Linked DNA regions of Homo sapiens: region 1 is linked to region 2. Evidence: chromatin loops called from intact Hi-C (ENCODE). Cell type or tissue: PC-9. All regions are shown on one strand. Region 1 overlaps GRID1 (glutamate ionotropic receptor delta type subunit 1). Region 2 has its middle 64 kb from the start of WAPL-DT.

Region 1 (2,500 bases), 480 kb before region 2:
CCCTCTGTGACTCTCCCCTGGCAGAAGGGGCCTATGCTTTTCCTGAGCATGTGTGTCTGTGATCTCCTTAGACCAGAGGCCCAGCCATCTGTCCATCCTCAGGGTCCGACTGCTTCAGAGTCTGCAGACAGCAGCTTCTCTGGGGTCTCCATGCACAGGGGCCACTGGTGGCTGGGGGTGGCACAGGACAGCCCTCAGTGTTCCAGAGGCCCTGCATTGCAACTGGCTTCCAGATAACTGGGAGGGGTATCTGGGGCCAACTTCAGCACCCTCATGGGGCTGGGGCTCTAATATCATCAGTTATTTTGACTCCTCAGGGATGCTGGTGCAGGGAAGGAGGCCAGAGCCTGGTAACTAGCATGCAGGAAGGTGTGGGGGCAGCATAGCATGGGGAGAAGTGCATGAGCTTCAGGGCAAAGAGACCCTGACTCACCAAGTGACTCTGGGCAAATAACAGCCTCTCCATGCCTCAGCGCCTTATCTCTGAAGCCAAACTTAAAGCAGATCTGGCTTCAAAGGCTTATTGTGCAAAGTATTGTAATCACACACATAACTGAGCCTTGACTCTCCCAACAGCATGCAGGCTGTAGAATATAAGAGCCTCCAATTACCGAGCACTTCTTGTGTGCAGGACTGTATTTGAAACATGTCTCATATATCATCTCAATAAATTCTTAGCATAACCCTATTCAATCATTTAGTCAAATATCTACTGAGCATTTTTCTTAGGTGCTGGAGATATAGGATTAAAAAAAAAACAAATAAATGTCCTTGTGCTCTGGTGAAACTTACACTCCAGTGAGTGGAAGACAGAAACTAAACAAGATTAATCAATGAAATGTATAATAAGTTATACAGTCAGGAGTGTTAGGAAAGCAATAAAGCAGAGAGGAGGGAGAGAAAATGGCAAGCTGGGGGCTAAAGTTTTCACAGGTTGGTCAGAGAAGCCCTCATTGGGAAGGTGATGGGGACTGTTTGGATTATTGGTAATATTCACTCCCCTCCCTGTAGGTGGCGTATACTGCACAGCTTGACTTGCTGTAGCCAATGGGATGTTAACTGGCATAGCACAAGCAAAAGCTTGAAATGTGCACACGCAGGACGTGTCTTCTTGTGCTTGTGCCATGGCCAAAAGAGAGTGTCTCTTGGGTAGCTGCTGCTCTTCCAATCTTGGCCTTGCCGAGATGCTGGCAAACAGACCCACAGCTGGAAGCAGAGCCCACCAAGCCCAGCCTGGATGAGGCACCTCCACCAACCTGTAGGGTGCATGAGATGCTGGATTCCAGTGAGACTTGAGGCTGTTTGTTATGCACCATTAAATGGTCACTGGTGACTGATAGGGGGACTTTTGGGTAAAGACTTTAAGGAAGTGAGAGAGAAGGGGCTCGTGACTATCTGGAAGTCGATTTTTCCAAGCAGAGAGGAAAACAAGTATAGAGATCCATATGCAGGGGTCCACCTGGCATATTCATGGGACAGCAAGGTAGCCTGGGTGGCTGGAATAACAGATCCAGGAGAGGAGCAGCAGGAGGTGACATCAAAGAGAGGATGAATCAGGTAAGATGTTAGAGGTTGAATGACCGTATAATTTATCACCCTAACTAGGACTTGTTTTTTAAATCAAAGTGTAATTTACATAGCAAAATGCATTATTTTGAATGTATAATCTTATGAGTTTTATAAACTTAGACAGTAATGTAACCAACACCATAATCAAGATACGGAACAGCTCCATTGCCCACAGCAATTCCTTATGGCTCTTTGTAGTGAATCCTCCTATCCCTAGGCCTGGAAAACACCAATGAGTTTTCTGCCCCTATAGTTTTGCCAATCAGGAACATCACATAATTGAAATTATGGAGTATGAGGCCTCTTGAGTGCAGCTTCTGTCACTCAGCATATGCTTTTGAGAATTATCTCATGTTGCTGTATGTAACAGGAGTTTGTTCCTGGTTTGTTTTTCATTATTCCTTTTTTTTTTTTTTTTTGAGACAGAGTCTCACTCTGCTCTGTTACCCAGGCTAGAGTGCAGTGTGGTGCAATCATAGCTCACTGCAGCCTCAATCTCCTTGGCTCAAGAGATCCTCCCACCTAAGCCTTCTGAGTGGCTGGGACTACATGGCATGCACTATGCCTGGCTTGGCTAATTTTATTTTATTTATTTATTTTTTTGTAGAGACAGAGTCTCATTATGGGGCTCAGGCTGGTCTCAAACTCCCTTTTTAATGCTGAATAATATTCCATTGTATGGCTGTACCACAGTTTGTTATCCATTCACCAGCTGAAGGACATTGGGATGGTTTCCAGTTTGCGGTTATTACAACAAAGCCGCTATAAGCATTCACAAAGAGCAAACCAGGATGATTCTGAGAACGAATATTTCTTCTGGAACAAAAGGCATAAGTGGGGACCATCCCTCATAGACCAGGAAGTGTGTTCGCCCTGCTTTGTCCACACAGGGACTCCAGCTATAACCCCAGTGAGACAGGAAGACTCTGAG
Region 2 (2,500 bases):
AAAGCTCAGCCCATCAGATTTTACAGAAGCTGTGGAGGATGAATTGTGTTCCAAGGACAGAGATGTATTCTGGCTTTCCACTGGGCCCAGCCACAACCTGAAGCCGGCAGAGGAGAGTCCTTCTCTCCCAGGTGTCCCCCACACCTGCAGGACACAGGGTGTGCCTTCAGGTCAGTCAAAAGAGGTCCTTTAAACTTTTTCATTTCTCAATATATTTGTTTAGACAGAAGACCCTTTTTACAGATGTAGTCACTGAGCCCTGAGGGCTGCCGTACCCAGGCCAAGGTCATGTGGACTTGAGGCCAGAAGGCACAGCAAGAGGACAGGAGGCCAGTTGTCTTTCTTTGGCACTGGAAGACTTCCCAGTGTTCTGGTTGTCCTAACACCAGTGTCTCTCCTCCATGTCCCTTAGCTAAGTGCTTTAATGGAGACAGAGCAACCCAGGATAGCCACACCAAAGGCCCTGGCCTCAGAGGCTCAGCCTGCTGCTGGCTGGGGAAGGTGGCTGACAGAGGCTTCCAGCCCCCAGCTCCCTACAGGTCGCTGTCCTATGGACTGGGCCAAACCTCCCTGGGCACACCCCACCCCTACCTCCCACCCAAACCAAGTGCGCAGTGCCCTGAGAGCCTGCACTGTGAGAGACAGCCTGAACTAGAATGGCCTGCTGAGCACTCTAACATCAAGACTCAATTGCTGCCTCCTCCCCGGGCCCCTCAGCGGGAACCGGTTGTTCTTGTGCTTCTATTGGAGCAACTAATTACATCTATTATTGGAACAATTAATTTGTTGTCCATGTGACTGTTCCACTGTGGGCTCCTGGAAGGCAGGACCTATTTCATGTACCTCTTTGTAACCCTAGATGGAAAGCAACTTGCCCAGCACAGGAGGGCCCAAGTGACGCTTTTCCCGTGCCACCCCTTCTCTGGGCAGTTTCCTTTAGGCGTGGTCCCCCTCCTGAGGCACCACAGTGCCACCCAGTGGCAGAATTGCAGTACTGAGCTCTCCGGGGAGGGCTCTTCTGCCCCACACCCTGCTGGGGGCTACTTACAGCAGGGGTTGAAGGCGAGTAAGGGGTCACCGTCCTGGCAGGGCCCTCCTGCATGCCACAACTAAGGTCCAAATGGGGTTGAAATGGCAGAGAAACACAGCCAGTGCCTTTGTGGGCTCCATGTATTGCGGTATCTGCTTGAGGCTCATGCGGTTTCTCTCCCTGTCCTTTTTTTTTGTAGAGACAGAGGTATCCCTATGTTGCCCAGGCTGGTCTTGAACTCCTGGGCTCAAGCAATCCTCTCACCTCGGACTCCCAAAGTTCTGGGATTACAGGCATGAGCCACCCCGCCCAGTCCTAGTTTGTATTATTATTCCTTAGAGAACAACACTGCTGGAGGCAAGGGGCATGTCTGATCCATTTTATCCTCACAGGCTGGTCTGTGGCAAAAACTTAAAAGTACTGCATCTATGCAATGCATAGGAACAGCCAGCCTTTGATTGGGTCTTAGCAGAGGGAGTCAGGGTGAAGCACATAGGGTCTGGCATGAGAAGACCTCCATCCCAGTCCTGCCTGACACTTTCTCACTGTGTGGCCGTGGGCATGTCCCACCCTTTTCTGGGCCTCAGTTTCCCCATTAGTAAGTCAAAGGAGTTGCACTAGACTGTTACAAGGCTGCTCTGATCCTCCTGGGACCTCAGGACTCCTGATCTCAGAGGATGGCCTAGTTTTTCTTCTCTGAACCATTCCTACCCTCAAGCCTTTTCCTCGGATTGGCAAGACTTAGTTACAGGATGAAACTTCCTTGTTCTGGGAGATAGATAAGAGCTGTGTTCCAGAGAAGGAGTGCAGTTGGCCTGGGAGCAGAGGAGCAGCCCTGGGGCATGGGGAAGGGAGGAGAGGATCCTGTGTTCCTAGGAAGGATGTGTCTATTACAGGGTGATGCCAGGGAGCAGAGATGCCTCAGGCCTGGATTCAGATGGAGAACAGAAAGGGGGCCCCAGCTGTGCCAAAAGGGGATAGGGCCACCACTACACACTAGAGGAGATGGACAGTGGGCGGGGAGAGTGGCAGGGACACAAAGTGAGCTTTCAGCATTTGCATCCTGTGTCCAGCCAACAAATGTGTGGCATTGCTCCCAATAGCGAGGGAAGTGACTTCAAAGATGAGTAAATGGAGTGATTCTTCACCTGGGGAGGAGGGCGGCCCAGCTCTCCGGGAGGAATGCCAGAATATCAAATGGGGCTGGGAGGCTTTTAAAGATAAAAAGAAACATTCAATAAATCTAGGATTTTAATAAAAATAACAACCAAATACAAAGCTCAGCCAGTTCTCTCAGAGATGCACAAAAGCTGGAGTGAGAGAGTGTTGCAGTAGGAGCCTTGGTTTAAATCTCGAGAAGAGGCTGGGGACGATGGCTCATGTCTGTAATCCCAGCACTTTGGGAGGTCAAGGCGGGAGGATCACCTGAGGTCAGGAGTTTGAGACCAGCTTGCCCAACATGGCAAAACC

The links. Hi-C counts contacts between places; a loop is a spot of excess contacts. Peaks named below come from ENCODE experiments on the same cell type or tissue, not always from the same donor. Only the 100,000 strongest peaks of a DNase experiment are listed, where the experiment ranks them.
Region 1: a loop joins it to region 2, with 8 times the contacts of the local background. A loop is called at or near these places in 2 of 110 quality-filtered maps.

Annotation. Positions count from the first base shown.
Region 1 is chr10:86,099,663-86,102,162 of GRCh38, forward strand. The region is part of intron 4 of GRID1 (glutamate ionotropic receptor delta type subunit 1); the gene reads right to left. Among named protein-coding and RNA genes, the nearest start is that of MIR346, 160 kb to the right of the region's middle. In PC-9, CTCF peaks have their summits at 1,025 and 1,317; no DNase peak of the experiment used is centred here.
Region 2 is chr10:86,584,659-86,587,158 of GRCh38, forward strand. No RefSeq gene overlaps it. Among named protein-coding and RNA genes, the nearest start is that of WAPL-DT, 64 kb to the left of the region's middle. RefSeq lists enhancers at 72-573, 815-874. In PC-9, CTCF peaks have their summits at 1,011 (motif pointing left) and 1,214; a DNase peak (open chromatin) is centred at 983.